2 separate regions of the Homo sapiens genome follow, and region 2 is linked to region 1. A link is a loop called in an ENCODE intact Hi-C map of the cell type or tissue named here. Cell type or tissue: dorsolateral prefrontal cortex. All regions are shown on one strand.

Region 1 (8,000 bases):
GACTGAAGGCTCCCGGCTGTCTATGGTCTCCCGCTTCTTCCTGATTTGCCTCTTGGACTCCAGCCTGCCTTTCCTCACCACATGCCTCTCAGTGATCAACTTGGTGCGGGCCTTGGAAACTGTGCTGCAGAACGTGGAGGGTCTCTGTCAATCTGGTTCCACTTCTGCTCTGCCTCAGGATGCCTTCTCCCGCTTTCCTGGGCTCAAGGTCCTGGGGCTGAATCTGCATCTCACCCAGCTCCTGCCAGGAGCTCTCTGGGGGTTGGGGCAGCTGCATTATGTCTTTCATAGCTCCCACCGTGGGAGCATTAATCTTCCTACCGCTGATGCCTTTGGTGACCTGAGATCCCTCCAGGACCTTGCTTTCTTGGGTTCCTGCCTGGATGGGAGCTTGGGTGTCCGGTTGCCTCCCAGTCTGTGATGGCTGTCGATCAGGTGTAATTTCCTTCAGAATGTGGGGGTGCTGGCTGATATCTTCCCAGATCTGGTGCATGGCCCCTCCTCTGGGGATGCCTGGGCCTTGGACATGTTGGACCTGTCATTCAATAGTAGGCTGAAGCTGGCCAGTCCTGGAGCCTTCCAGGTCCTCAAGCTGGGGACTCTGAATCTGGACCACACAAAGATGAAGGCAGATGCACTGGTGGGACGGGGGCTGCAGAGATTGGATGCCCTGTGACACTCACTGACATGGCTGAGCTGCCTGCCAGGATGGTTGCCCATTTTGAGCTTCAGGAGCTGAATTTGGGGATTAATCGGACAAGGCACATAGCCCTGGAAGGCCTGGCTTCCTGTCACAGCCTGAAGAGCTCGGGTCTTCGGAGCAATGGCCTGATTGAGTTACCACGAGGTTTCCTGGCTGCCATGCCCAGGCTTCAGAGACTGAACCTGGCCAACAACCAACTGAGGAGCGCCATGTTGTGTATGAATGAGACAGGGTTTGTGTCAGGATTGTGGGCCCTGGATCTGTCCAAGAATAGGCTGTGTACCCTGTCCCCAGTCATCTTCTCCTGTTTGCCCCACCTGCGGGAGCTGCTACTTCAAGGGAACCAACTGGTTTGCTTGAAAGACCAGGTATTCCAGGGCCTACAGAGGCTACAGACCTTGAACTTGGGCAATAATCCACTGGTAACCCTGGGTGAGGGCTGGCTGGCTCCTCTGCCTACACTGACCACCCAAAACCTGGTAGGTACTCACATGGTGCTGAGCCCAACCTGGGGCTTCCGGGGCCCAGAAAGTCTGCACAGCTTGAGAATACAGTTTCCCTTTGGCCCTGCGGGAGTAGCATTTTCCCTGCTCACAAGACTGACTAGCTTGGAGCTCCACGCAGTTTCAGGCATGAAGCATTGGAGGTTGTCTCCTAATGTCTTTCCAGTCTTGCAGATCCTGACTTTAAAGGGCTGGGGACTGCAGCTAGAGACCCAGAATATCTCCAAGATCTTCCCTGCCCTTCATCAACTCTCCCTGCTTGGCAGTAGGTTGGAGCCCCTCTGTTCCCAGGACACCTCCAGCTTCTTCCTCTGGCAGCTCCCGAAGCTCAAGTCCTTGAAGGATGGGGAAACAGGCATAGCCCTAGGCCCTACTGCATCACGGGACTGCCCAGTCTACAGGAGCTGAAGCTGCAGGCACTGCAGTCTCAAGCATGCCCCTGCCCAGTGCGGCTTGAGGAGCTGGTGGGTGAGTTGCCCAGGCTTGATATGCTGCAGCTGTCCCAAACAGGGTTGGAGACACTGTCTGCTGCTGCTTTTGGGGGCCTCGGCAGTCTCCAGGTCTTAGTACTAGACAGGGAGAAAGACTTCATGCTGGATGACAGCCTCCAGGAGCACAGTCCTCGGATGCCCCAGTACATCTATATTCTGACCTCATCCTTGGCCTGCCAGTGTGCCAATGCCTGCGTGGGGCCCTGGCTTTAGCAGTCCCCCAGAACATACATGCACATAGTATCACAGCAGCTGTGCCATTCAGAAGCTGGGGGCCACTCAAAGAATCTCTTTTTCCCTTTTCTCTGGAGCCACTGCCCCAAGACTTTGGGGTTGGAGCTCTTTTTTGCGCAGCTCTGCCCTGCTGCTTCTGCTGGTCTCCTTGCCCTTCCTAAAGGAAGCCAGGAATTCCTGGATCCTCTAACTCAAGGCCTTGCTCAGGGTTTGGTTCCAGAGTCTGAGGAGTCAGAAGGGTAAAGGCAAGAGGTTCCTCTATGACGTGTTTGTGTCCCACTGCAGGCAAGACCAGGGCTGGATGGTGCAGGAGCTGCTGCCTGCTCTAGAGGACTGCCCTCCAGCTGGCCGGGGGCTGCCACTCTGCCTCCATGAGTGGGATTTTGAGCCAGGCAAGGATGTGGCTGACAATGCAGCAGACAGCATGGTGGGCAGCTGGGTCACGCTCTGTGTGCTGAGTCACCAGGCCCTGCACACCCCCTGCTGATGCCTGGAGCTCCTCCTGGCCACCTCCTTTCTGCTGGCTGTCCCCCACCCCCCAAGGGCTACTGCTGGTCTTCCTGGAGCCCATCTTACGCCACTAGCTCCCTTGCTGCCACAGATTGGCCTGGTTGCTCCGCTGAAGAGACTATTGCATGTGGCCCAAGGAAGAGGAAAGAAAGAATGACTTCTGGGCTTGGTTAGGGAGCAGGCTGGAGCACCCTGGGGTAGGGTAGAATGGGTGCGTGTGTGTTGGAAGGTGGGGGTAAGAAAAGCAAGCCAGCTTGGCAGGGAGATAGTGAGTATGTGTGGGCTATGAGACTGAACTCAGTTTTTAGTAGAAGGTGGGGCTACTGTGTGTGCAAGGGAGAATCAAATGGGAACACAGGCTTTGGGAAGGCTCTGGAGGCTGAATAAGAAAATCTGGGAGATGGCAGGTGGCCATGTGGTACGTAATGTAATCTCAAGATCTCCAAACCCTCAATAAATGTACTAAATCCATGAATGCTTGGCTTGATTGAATTTTTTTTTTTTGAGATGCAGTTTTGCTCTTGTTGTCCGGGCTGGAGTACAATGAGGCAGAAGGTGAAAGGGTTGGATTCACAGAAACTGTAGTCCAGAGGAAATAAGGTTGGAAATTCATGGAGAGAGAGGGCAAAGAGAGAAGCCTTTGGCCAGTCCTAAGCTGTGGAATGGGGTCCAGGTCAAGTTCAACCAGATCTTCAAGGGGCCAAGGGACCCCTTTTGCCATCTGGGTTATAGAGGGATTGGCAGCTAAGGATCAAAAAGCTGGGATGCTGCCCAGGAGACAGCAGACTGATTGCCTGTTCCCTCAATAAAAAACATGAAGGCCTGTTCCCATCTATCTCCAGTTAAGCCTCATAGCAACACTGGGAGGAGAAGCCTACCCCCTTGTCACTCTGTACTCTGACTATGCTAGACTACCTGTGGGTCCCAGGACATCATCACACCTTTTGTCTCTGGGCCATTGCATATGCTGTTCTTGCACTGAAAAATACCTTTTCCCTGGGGAACTCTTAAGTATTATTTAAGATGCAGTTCAGCCATCACTTTCTTCAGAAGCCTTTCCTGATCTCCCAGCCTAGATAACTGTTGCCCCTGGGCTCCCACAATTTCCTGCACCTCCCTTTCTCAAAGGACTGATCACAGGCCTGAAAGCCACAGAAATAGTGGTCTCCAAAGCTGAGTGCACAAGATTATCACACTATGGTTGCAAAGAAACTGTTATAACTTCTATTTCTATTTTTTAAAAATCTTACCTTATTCTGAAGCTAGACTGCCTGCTTTTTTAGCCACGTGCCGTTAGCATGTTATTTAACCTCTCTATACCATAGTTTCCTTTTCTGTAATATGGGATAGTGTTAGACTCTCCCTCAAAGGGTTTTGGATGTATTAAATGAGTTAATACATATAAAGCACTGAGAGAAGGACCTAATAATGCATTGCAAATGTTCAAGGAAAGTTAGCTATTACAGGCACATCATTTATAAGTAAATAAATACACATATGTTGGGAGTGTGTGCTCAACTCAAAAACTCAAAAAGGCTTCACTTATGGGAGCGCTCTATTGGGAAAGTTTAGAGATCAGGCCCTGGGGTCAGAGACCAGGTTTGCTTCATCTCTGCATCCTTAGAGCCTAGTGTCTGCCCAAATCAGAGAGAGTCCTGGTAGACAAATGCAGACAGAACGCTTGCAAACCAAATCCTGATGGGTGCTGAACCAGAGAGAACCTGGAACAGGTTCAGGCTCTGTTGCTTATTTCTACACGGCACTAAAGGGCAGTTGGCCTCTTGAGGACTTCGTTAGTTTTTTCTCTTCTGTAGAATGCCAGGCTTTAATTAGACAAAGGCTAAGGGAAACCATAGAATAATTCGAGGCTGTATTGAGGGCGAGGCGCGCCCTCTTGTGTCCTAATGATGTCCTCTCCTCTCTCTGCACACTCGCCTCCCTTCTTCCTCTTAGGGCAGATGATGCTGAAGTGGACACGTCCTTACCTGACCCTGCAAAGCTGCCTCTCCAGCTTCAGATCCTGACACTCTCTCAAATGTTTCCGGCTCCCTTGGCACCCCACACTGTTGCACTGTCCCTCCCCATCTCAAACCCTCCTACTTCCACATATGGTCTCTTCCTCATGCAGTGTAGGACCTTTGGAGTCACATGCCTAGGGGGTGACAAATCGCAGCCCTGGTTCTTATTGGCTCTGTGATCTTGAGTAGGTCACTTCGTTTCTCTAAGTCTCATTCCCTCTTTGTAAAGTGGAGCAAACAATACCAATCTCATAGGGCTACTGTGAGACTTCAACACCAAGGAGTATTTACGGGTTGTTATTATGTTTACTGAGTAAAATCACATGAGTTATTACTACAAATAAGTTGGAACATGTTTCACAGAGAAGGAATTTAAACTGGGTCGTTAAAGCTAAGAATTCTCCTATTTTAACACTAGCCAACATGCATTGAGCTCTTACCAGATGCTAGGTATTGTCAATTTTCCCTAAGCCGCATAACCATTGGTAATAATAATAATAGCTAATGATTATGTATATTATTGTATTTTCTATTTTTTAAAATAGAGACGAGGTCTCACTTCGCTGCCCAGGCTGGTCTCAAACTCCTGGACTAAAGCGATCCTTCCGTCTCAGCCTCCCAGAGGGCTGGGATTACAGGCATGAGCCTCCGTGCCTGGACTAGCTAATGATTATTAAACACTTTCTGTGTGTCAGACATGTGTCACGCTCTTTACATACCTTCTCCCATTTATTCCTCTCAACAACTGTCTCAGGAAGAGGCAAGTATTATCATTCCCATTTTACAGCTGGGAAAATGCAGGCATAAAGAAGCTAAGTAATTTGCCCAAGGTTTCACAACGCGGGTGGTATGACCTGCATCCTTCATTTGAAAGTAAGAACTTTCAGACACAAGCAGCTTGACTTCAGAGACTTTTACCTAAATAGTCTCATTTAACCTTCATAACACCCTGTGATGTAAGTTCTCTTACATTACTTGCATTTTATAGATGAAAATTCCAAAGACAAAATAGATGGCAGTAATTTGTTCAAGGCCACACAGCTGCGAAGTAGTTGAGTTGGGATTTGGATCCATGTCTGACTACAAAGCCCCCATTCTCAACACCACATTAGATTGTTCATGCCCCAAAGTATTCACAGTGGTACAGAGCACCCGCATTTATATGAGGATTATTTTGTAATAATGATTAACATTCTTCCAACACCTAGGAAGTGCCAAGCTCTGTACTAACTGATTTACATAATAATAGCTAACAATCGCTGTGCATTATTAGGAGCCAGGCCCTGAGCTAATCGTTTTAGGTGTATTATCTCATTGAAAGTTCACAAAACTCTGTGACATGGATGCCATTACTACCCTCATTTTATGGTTGAAGAGAACGAGGTTCAGAATTCTTCCAAAGTCACACAGCTTAGCTGTAAGCTGGAAATTAAAGCTACAACTGTCCAGTTCTCTCCTGCCTATCGGGCTGGTCACCTCTAGTCATTCTCTCTTCTTATTTCTTATTGTGTCTGCTTTGATCTTTCAGGGTCTGAGGCTCTCACTTCGACCCCTCAGTAGAACTGGGCCCCCTTCTGCTCGAGTGCCCTCCCATTGGGCGGTGCTGTTATCCGGAAGCCTATGGAAAAGGCCAGGATCGCAACAGGTCCCGCCCCCATGTGTCGCGCCCGTTCCGATTTGTTCCAGTGCCAGGGTCCGTTAGAAGATGACATATCTATTGGCTGAAGACGTCTGAAAGGCAGCAAACGGAGGGGGCCGCCCCCGGCGCTCGCGCGGTTCCTTCTGGGAATTGTGGTCTCAGACGTTCCATTCCCAGGGTGGCGCCGCTCGGACTCCGCGTCCCAGCATTCCCCGCACGAGCCCGGGAGCACTTCCGCCCTGTTGTGAAGTGGGTGTCTCGGTGGGTGAGTCCGGGTGGCGGGGCGGGGGCAGCTGAGACGCAGGCTCTGGGCTGGAGACTTAGGAGGTGGTGGTGACACAGGGGGCTGGGGAAGGTGAGAGGGGAGAAAGAAGCTTATATGTGGGGGTGGAGGGTGAGGGACGGTCAAAGGATGTAGAGGCCGGAGATGGGAAGGGTCATACAGGGGTCGGGGATGAGGAGGCGATAGAGGGCCCTGGGAATGAGGAGGGCCTTAGAAGGGTCTGAAGGTGAGGGGGTTGAGGGAGGTTTTGGAGGTGGGAGAGTCATAGAAAGGTCTGGAGACCACAGAGGAAAGGATAGAGGGTCTGGGGCCCTGGCAAGAAGTGAAGAGGGCCTGAGCTTGAAGCCCGACCTTAAAAATAGTGTTTCAATCTCTACCTTCCCATCTAGAACAAGCATATCTAATTTGTTACCTCCCTAATGATTGTTACCTCTGGAACCCAGTGGATGGGACTGGCTATTGTGTTCTGCCCCAAACCTGCACTTCTTTCCTTATGTCTTATGGAAGTCAGTGGCACGATCATCCCATTTACCTACCTACCTACCTACTTACCCACTGATTCCTCTTGCATTCTTCCACGTCCAAGGATCTTCCGATCTTTAATTTCTTTAATATCTTTTCAGTCGGCCTCTTTCTTGTAGGGTTTTCGCAGAAGCCTTTTCAGTTTCCCAGCATGAACACACACATTGCACCTAGTGTGATCTGTTTCACCTACAAATCTGATTATGCCTTCTGCTTGAAAACTTTCATTGGCACCCAGCACCTGTAAAGTCCAAACACCTTGTCCTTCATAAACTCCTTTTGCAGCCTAATCTTCATGCACCTCACACTCCAGGGCTGTCAAGGTTTTCCTCGTTTCCTGGGTAGGCCATTTGGTTTTCCATCATTATATATGCTGTTCTCTCAGCTTAGAATATTCTCTCCTTGCCCTTCACCTTCTTTGCCAAGAGAACTTCTTTAACTTAAAAAAATTTCAACTCTTACTTTGCTCAATTCCCTTAAGCAAATTAAGTCACCCCCAACCCTCAGCTCCCATAACTTCTCCTATTACCACATTTGATCATAATTATCTGTGAAGTGTGTGTCTCTTCCATTAGACTGTGAACATCTCCAGGACAGGAACAGTGTCTCAATCACCTCTGTTTCCCCATTGCCCAGTCTAGAGCAGTAAACACTTGATGTAAAGCAGTAAATACTTGATGTATGTATGTGTGAATGAAGACCATGCAGGGTAAGCTTTGCTATACCAGCCTTGAAGACTTCTATTGCCAGTGGATTTCCAGGGCAGGAGCTTTAGTCTTCCTCTGCCTGGCAAGGCTATCTGCTGGAAGCTGAAGCTGATTCATTGCCAATGGGAGTTTAAGCCAGGGGTGACAAATACATGGAATGTGTGCTGCCAGTGCCCCTTCCTGTGTCCCTGGCAGTCATGGCTAATTGGTTGGTTCTCAGCACATATTCACACTGTACTCAGAGCCCTCAGCACACTACTCTAGGCAGCCACTTCCAGTTGATTGAAGTTTCTGCTTTAAATGAAACCTATTTGCTCTCCCTGGCTTAAGCCCTTATGTGTGAGGTCAGGTCAGACTGCTTTAAGCCATAGCTTGGACTGTCAGCCAAAT
Region 2 (8,000 bases), 330 kb before region 1:
GATCCCTACACCCATCACAGGGTAGTATGGGGACTGGAGGCTAATAAGGAGCACAGGTTTGGGAGTCACACAGCCCTGGGTTCAAATGTGAGCTCTGCCACGTAAGCAGAAAGTCATCTTAACTCTCTGGACCTTGTGTTCTTATCAGTAAAAAGAGGATAAAAATGGTATCTCCTCTTATGCTTGTTGTGAGGATTAAATGAGAGGACAGCCCATAATAATTATTATGTTAATGATATTTCAAACCAGACCTGGTCTATAATTGGATTCAACTAATCATGAGGCGTACAGGGACTTTGAGAGAAAACAGAGCATTTGAAAACATGGATTCCAGTTGGGTTTTAGAGTTTCAGAGCTGGGAAGGTGGCTTAGAAACCACCTGGCTATATTTCCCCTTGTATAATTGGTAAGAAGACTGAGATCCCCAGAGGGGGGATCTTGCCCAACATCACACTTAACCACACTATTTGGCTAGTAAATTCCTTGGGCAGAGTATGGGCTTGGGCTGGGAAGCTGGGTATTTGCTTTGGGAACCAGAAAACTTTCAAGTGGCTCAGCACCCTCCTTGGCCCACCTCTGATACCTACCTGCCCCTGTCCCTTCCTCAGTCTCATCATTCTGAGGGAAAGCTGGCCACGGTACAAGGGCAAGAGGCACTGTCGCTTGCCCAACTTGAGTCCAGAGGGCTTCCCTTGCCTCACAGTCAGGACCACCCAGGCCCCCACCTCCATCCTCCCCACCTTGGGTCTTGGGTTGGCAGCAGAGCCGAGGAGCTGAGGGTCCAGGGAGGTGGCAGGGGAAAGGGGTGGGCTTCTACTTACTGCACCGGTAGGTGGCGCCGGAGAAGTTGCAGGGGGACTGCATAACCATCAGTGGGGTGCTGGGATTTCAGCTCAGGGGAGGTGGAGGAGGCAAGTGCTCAGGGACTTCTCAGGGCATTTTATTCCTGAAAGGGAGCCAGTAGGCAGAGGTTACACCCTGGAGCAAGAGCGTTCTGGGCATCTGCTGCGGCAGGTTCCCTACTCAGAATGGGGGTTAGGAAAAGTAGGCTTCTAAGGTGGCCCTGAGGTCACACAGCATACTAAACTGATGCTGTAGACTAACATGGAATAACAATCTTTTATTAAGTGGAAAAAAACAGGTTATGGAACAATAGGCAAAGTGGTTTGATTTACGTAGAATAGACTCACGTAGAAAAAAGGCTGGTCTAGGTGCAGTGGTTCATGCCTGTAATCCCAACACTTTAAGAAGCTGAGTGGAGAGGTTGCTTGAGACCAGGAGTTCAAGATGAGCCTAGGCAACATAGCGAGACCCTGTCTCTGCAAAATTTCTTTTTAAATTAGCACGCCCAATAATAGTCCTAGCTAGTTGGGAGGCTGAGGCACTGTGATCGTGCCACTGCATTCCAGTCTGGGTGACAGAGCGAGATCCTGTCTCAACAACAACAACAACAAAAAAAAAAAAAAAAAAAGAAAAGGAAAGAAAGACTGTAAACCTTATCCTCAAAATGCTAGCAGCAGTTATCTCTGGACAGTGGCTGATGGATGATTTTTTTCCTTTGTGTCTTGTGTATTTTCCAAATTTTCCATAATGAGCATGTTACAAGAAAATAAAACGACCCAGGAAAGCAACACATTTTAAATGAGAAAATCTTTTGACCAATAATTTCATTTGTAGGAGCCTGAGGAGCCCGAGGTCCAGGGAGGTGGCAGGGGAAAGGGTTGGGCTTCTACTTACACCACAGAACACATAGAAAGATGGACAGTATGTGAAAGATGATCATATTTGTGTAAAAGAAAATGACATTTGTTTATGTGTAAGCAAAAATGCCTGCAAGACTCGCACTGACTGTTAATAGCTGCTGACTTCTGGGACTGGGGAAGAAGGAGAATGAGAATTTCTACTGTGTTTATTTTCATTTTTTAAAATGAGCACAAGTTATGTTATAATTTGTTAAAAAAGCAAACAAATAACTTTCCTAGTCTCTGCCTCTTTTCCCTGGCTCTCCCTGCACAAAATCTAGGTGTCGGGGGAATGATCAGTGAGGGTCGCTCTGGGGGCTCAGCATCATCAGGGAGGGGTTATCTCTGGTCTGTAAGTTCCCTCCCATCTTGGAGATGGGGTAGTTTCAAAATTACAGCTTGACATTAGCTACTTTTCAGCCAGAAAACATTTTCTGACATTCTCTCTGCACCCAGCATGCAAAACCATAGGACAGGATCCCCATCTTGAGATGCTCATGCCTAGTGGCAGTGGGAGACCCAGAGTCCTTCTTGGAAAGCCCAGGGTCAGTGAATCTCCTGGACCTGGATGACTGACACAGCCTGCCTTGAGTGGGACATGAAGGATGAGTAAGATTTCAACAGTAAGGAAAAGGAGGGCATTAGGTAGGGGGAAGAGTACTCCAAAAGCAGATTCATTAAGGCCAAAAATATGCTTATCATTCTCCACGTGGGATCATAAAGGTCCACATGTCTGATTCTAACATTATATGCATAGGTTGTTTTCCTCCTGCAGAGGAAGCCCCTGCAAACAGAAAGGCTGTGGTGCGTGGCCATTAGCCTGTATTGGGCTGCTGGTGGGGAGGGCTGAGTGCTGAGGATGGGGGCAAGAGTGGGACAGATCAGCTGGAAAGACAGGAGCCACCAGCAGCTGCTGTAGAGCTGCCATATGGTGTCATGAGAAGTCCCCTATCTCTTTCTATCCTCCCCATAATCTTTCCTCTGCTGCTTGTCAGGGTTTCTAAGATCCCACCATCAGCTACTCTTCCGGGAGTGGTTCCTATTATAAATGTGCATAGGTTGTAGACAGGGAGACATCTTAAACAGTAAGCCAGTTAACCTGAGGAACACCGGAGGGTAAATTTTGATGGAGGAATGAAAGAAGTGGGGAAGGACTTTCCAGGAGTGTGGCAGAGGGGGGTCCCTAAGAGGAAAGAGGGGAGAGAGGGGTACCAATGGACAAACTCCAGGAAGCTGCCTCAGGCTAGAACCTTTGCCTGTCCCTCTTGTTCAGCCGATGAGGAACAGGGATGCTTACGGTGGCGATGAAGGAGCTGTCCAGGGTCATTGGTGAGTCAGAGACGGAGCTGGGGTTTACCCAGGTCTCGACTCACAGCCCCACCCTGGTGAGAGGCACAAACCTCCAGCCTGTCTGCTTTTTTTGGTGACCTTTCAGGTCCCATATCTGCTTCTCCCTTCTCCCAGTGGCAAGAACAGTGCTGCTGGGCCCCAGGACCTCGCTTCTGATTGGCAGATCTGGCAGCTTGGTCAGGGAGGGCCTTTGACCTGCGGTATGTGGTAAGCAGAGGAAGCAGGCACAGGGGCTCAGCCTGCAGGGAGTGAGGGGGCAAGAGCCTCTTTTCTGGGGAAAAAGACTTCAAAACATTCAAACCACCTGATATCCCAGGGCTTTCTCTAGTGCCATGAAATCAGGGAACCCCCTTGGGCCATCAGTCCCAATGCTTTCACTTACCTGGGACTCCCTGCAGCTCCAGCAGCTGCCTGGGCTGGGCTTTGTCCTTGCTGTGGCTGGTGCTAGCTCTGAACTCTGTTGCCAGCAAAGGAGGACCAGGTGTGGGCAGGTATGAAGTGGCTCTGCCCTGGAGGTCCAGGCCAGCTCTCTCTTCTCCTTGGAGAGGACAACAGAGGAAGGCACCCAGCTCCTGGTGCCTGGGGTTGTTGGAACCCTCCTCTCTCCCCTTCTCCTTCTGCTCAGGCTCCAGGTTCCCAGGGGGTAGGAGGAGACACCAGAATCCACAAGAGGGAGACTGAAGTTTGCATGAAAAGAGCCGATGGCTGGGAGTCAGGAGACTTGGATCTGGCCCTGACTGTGCCCTGCAGGCTGCTGTCTTTGCATCTGTGTCTCAGTTTTCTTCTATGTAAATGGCAGGGCTGAGATCAGGGGTCTCTCATCAGCCATGTTGGGGCCCGTGATGCTGACTGGCATGCACACCCCAGGGAGGACTTCCTGATTTGATCACCCTTTTGCCCCCTCCTTCTCCTCTCGGAGGAGCTGCAGCCCCCAACTCTGATAGGCCCTCTTGTACCCCCGCAGACCTTCTTAGATGTGGGACCCTTCTCCTCTGAGCACCTCCCTCCTAAGCTCTGGCCCTGTCCCTTCCAGCCTGGCCTGTGTTCCTTTTCTTTGCCTGGGCTGGGGCCCTCTCAGTTAGTCAATCTCCCTCCCCTATGTGCTGACTGGGAACCAGGACACTTGAGTACTCATCTCAGCTCCACCATATGCTGTGTGATGTGGAGCTAGAAACTAACCCTCTCTGGGCTTCAGGTTAGACTGGAGGATCACTCAGACCCTTCCAGCATTCAGATTCGATCACATCTAGTCTCACAGTTTTGGGAAGCTCACCAGGACCTGAAGCTTTGTGCCTCTGATGCCAGCTTCCTGAAAGCCCTTCCCCAGCCCTTATCATGACATCAGGGTAGGAAGTCCCTGGGTCTCTGGTCCACAGTGTCAACCCTTCCCCCTCTTCATCTAATTTCAAGGGAGGGGGGAGCATTTTGTAATAGAAATATGATAGAACTGTTGAAATTTTTAAAGCAGATAGAAAACTGTTCTGATAGGTTGATAGGTGCAGCAAACCACCATAGCACACATTTACCTATGTAACAAACCTGCACGTCCTGCACATGTATCCTGGAACTTAAAAAAAAATAGAAAACTGTACTATTTTGTATTTAGGTTTAAAAATATATTCTTTTCATCAAGATAGAAAATAAAACAAAGAAAAATGAACACATTTCAAAATAAAAGTACTTCCCCCCTCCCCTCTCCTACTTTTTTTTGGAGGCTGTGCCTCCCTTTTGTGGTTCAGGATTATAGGAAGATTGTGTAGAATCTTTGGTGTCCCAGAGTAAGGGGAAATAACCGTGTCCTGATGGGCAGTGATAATTCAACACCTTTGTTAGTACTCCACCTTCCTCTCCCACCTCCCACCTCCCTCCTAGCCCTCTGTATTTAAGCCTGTGATACCGGGCCTTTGCAACTGACCTTGTGGTGATGTGCTTTGGGGTGGTGAACAGAGCTGGGACCCAGGCAGGAGGGGAGGAGACAGAGTGCTGCCCAGGTGTGAGCAGTCAGCCTCTCGAGATGGCCTCCCTGGCAGGAGGGAAGGCCCCATCCCCAGAACCCTTGAGCTGAGTTCTGTGCTGCCAAGAGAATGTATCTCTGTTGTTTTCTGTCCCTGCTGCCACCCCAGAGAGAAGGAGCCAGAGCTAATGGCCTTATTAGGTGCTGAGCAGGGCAAGCCGTGGGACCTAACGTTAGACTTACAGAATCCTGGACCATCAGAGCTCAGGCCCTGGCAATTAATCAACTAGAATAGATACCTAACCCTTCCCCAATAGAGATGGGGAAACTGAGGACCAGGGAAGGAGAGAGACTTGCTCAGGGTCACATGGGGCCTTTCTAACTCCACCTCTGACCCTGGGAGAAGCTTGGCTCACAATTGAGACTTGACTTACAATTGCACAATTCCGCAGTGGCGTGGAGCCTGGTTTAACCTCCCACTTTAAATCCCAGGGAGATCACAGTCCTGGTGGCTGCTGCCTGTCACTGGAGCCATCATCAAAGTTGAGAAGCATTTCCAGAGAGGTCCAGTAAAGAGACATCTGGCTTTAGCTTTGGATGGACCGGGTTTGATTTCCAGCTCTGCCGAGTACTGGCTGTGGGTCCTCTGGGAAGTGACGTTTCCCTGCTCAAACACTGAGATAATGATACCAACCACAGGGGCGTGTCTCGATGGTTAGATAAGGTGTAAAAAGGACCAGTACTTTGCTTGCTGACTACAAATGGGGGCTCCAAATGGGGTTACTGCCATTCTATCATTTTTATCTGTCCTGGGTAAGGGCTTTGTTGATCCCTCCTTCCTTCCCAAGCCTGGCCTTTGTCCCCTCTCTTCACTTAATGTGTTAAATGTGGGGTTCATGATATCAGCCTGACAACCCCAGATTCTTTCCTTCAGGAATTCTCTGGACGTGTATCAAATATATCTCTTGGAGACACCCCCATTTCCAGGAGTCCCCAGTTGATAATGCAAATTTGGCCTCTATAGTTACTTCCACACACGTGGAAACTGTGAGTAAAGCCTGGGAAGTGGCCAGCATTTCTTGGAGCTGCTGCTGAGGCTGAGTGGGGAGAAGGTGGAATGCGCCATGGAGGGGGTGCTCCGACCCCAGAGGGAGAAGGCTGAGCAAAGACAGATCCACTGAGCCAAAATGAGAGGGCGTGGTTTTAGAGCAGTCACAGGGATCTGAGAGGATGGGGGAGGGCTTGGGATACTCTAGTCTCAGAATCACCCCAGTCACTTCCCTGTGAACTGGGCTGCTCTCCATCAGACAATCAGAGACCTCTCCACCCACCCCTGCCAACAGCCCCTCTCCCATCCTCGTTCTCATTCCTCTTCCTAGAAACCCAGGCGAGTCAATGACTGGGGTGGTTCCCTCTCCCCAGCTCCAGGCTGTAGATGAAGATCCACCTGTGGCCTGCAGCCTAACCTCCCTCATTCTGTGGGTGAGGAGGCCAAGAATGGCTTAGGGTGAAAATGACTTAACAGAAAGCCAACACCAGTCCTGGGCTCCCAGGGGTGCTGTACTCCCTTGCACACTGCAGAGAGCACCCAGTGGCCTGGGAGACACAGTAGCAAATGGAAGAAGCTACTTCCCTCATTTCTGTTTGCCAGCATAATTTCACAAGCCTCTGACTCTGTGACCATGTGCGGCTCTGTGGAGGGATACTTTGGAGACAAGACAGAATAGTGGGCATGGCCCCCATGTCTCTTGCCTGAGTCACTACGTTCCTTAAAAGATAAATAAACCTAGTCCTTGCCTTTTCCTGTACAGAAGATAGTGTCTGATGGCATTCATGATTATGCCTCTGTAATCTATAGCCCAGACACACTCTTACATGCAAACGTTGATATATGATTCCGCTTTAATGTTACTTCTTTTTTTTTTTTTTTTTTTTGAGACGGAGTTTCGCTCTTTGCCCAGGCTGGAGTGCAATGGCGCGATCTCCAGCTCACCGCAACCTCCGCCTCCCGGGTTCAAGAGATTCTCCTGCCTCAGCCTCCCGAGCAGCTGGGATTACAGGCATGTGCCACCACACCCGGCTAATTTTGTATTTTTTAGTAGAGACGGGGTTTCTCCACGTTGGTCAGGGCGGTTTTGAACTCCCAACCTCAGGTGATCCGCCTGCCTTGGCCTCCCAAAGTGTTGGGATTACAGGCATGAGCCACTGCGCCCGGTGGCTTTAATGTTACTTCTGAGCAAGTGTGATGTGATTTTGCGTGTACTAAACCTCCACCACCTGTATATAAGCAGTGGGCTAAAATACTGTCCTGGGCCCGACTGATAGAACCTCTCTAAAGGGCCGCTGCTGGGCTCTAGGCCTGTCTATAGTACTCAGTAAGACTTCTAAGTAAAGTGAACTTTAATTCTTTAAAAGCTTGATATTTCTTCTTTAGTCGACAGTCTTTTCCACTTAAGTGTGCACAGCCTGTGTGTCCACATGCAGAGCCTGTCCTAACTCCCAGCCAGGATGCTTCCTCATCAGTCAGAGGTGGGATGGACCTCAGGATGGTCCTGGTCTAGGTGGTTCCATACCCGTCACAGCCCATAAGGAGAAAGACAGACTTCTTGGGTCAGAGCCAGCCCAGAGGTTCAGGAAACCCATACAGCTCCAGGCACTGACTCTGGGAGGCAGCTGGGGGGATAGGGTAGGGCCTCCTTAAGTGCACTGCACTTTACAGCTTACCAATAAATTATGTGAAATTGGTATCCTCATCTTCCATGTGGGAAAACTGAGTCCCAGAGAGGGTGGTCATTTTTCTAAAGTCACACAGTGATGGAGCCTGGATTTGAGCTGAGGTCTGTGTGGTTCCCGAGACCAGGCTCTTGCCACTGCCCCATGAGCTGCCTGCTGCCTGCTCCCAAGACTACCACCACCTCTCCTCCAGGTAAAGACTGACAGCCTTCCCTGGCTGG

The links. Peaks named below come from ENCODE experiments on the same cell type or tissue, not always from the same donor. Only the 100,000 strongest peaks of a DNase experiment are listed, where the experiment ranks them.
Region 2: it touches region 1 in a loop (2.7-fold over the local background); 14 of 110 quality-filtered maps call a loop at or near these places.

The regions. Positions count from the first base shown.
Region 1 is chr1:33,466,329-33,474,328 of GRCh38, forward strand. ZSCAN20 (zinc finger and SCAN domain containing 20) reads left to right here and starts at 6,317. Exons shown (of 8, transcript NM_001377376.1): 1 at 6,317-6,363. It also overlaps the pseudogene TLR12P. RefSeq lists enhancers at 1,839-2,365, 2,366-2,890 and a silencer at 4,280-4,574. In dorsolateral prefrontal cortex, CTCF peaks have their summits at 4,355 (motif pointing left), 4,556, 6,143 and 6,345; DNase peaks (open chromatin) are centred at 1,869, 2,827, 4,333 and 6,203; H3K4me3 peaks cover 2,358 bases; H3K27ac peaks cover 4,910 bases.
Region 2 is chr1:33,137,175-33,145,174 of GRCh38, forward strand. It overlaps a transcript of AZIN2 not described here and a transcript of ZNF362 not described here. Among named protein-coding and RNA genes, the nearest start is that of TRIM62, 41 kb to the right of the region's middle. RefSeq lists enhancers at 2,752-3,351, 3,952-4,551. In dorsolateral prefrontal cortex, CTCF peaks have their summits at 819 (motif pointing right) and 3,797; a DNase peak (open chromatin) is centred at 839; H3K27ac peaks cover 433 bases.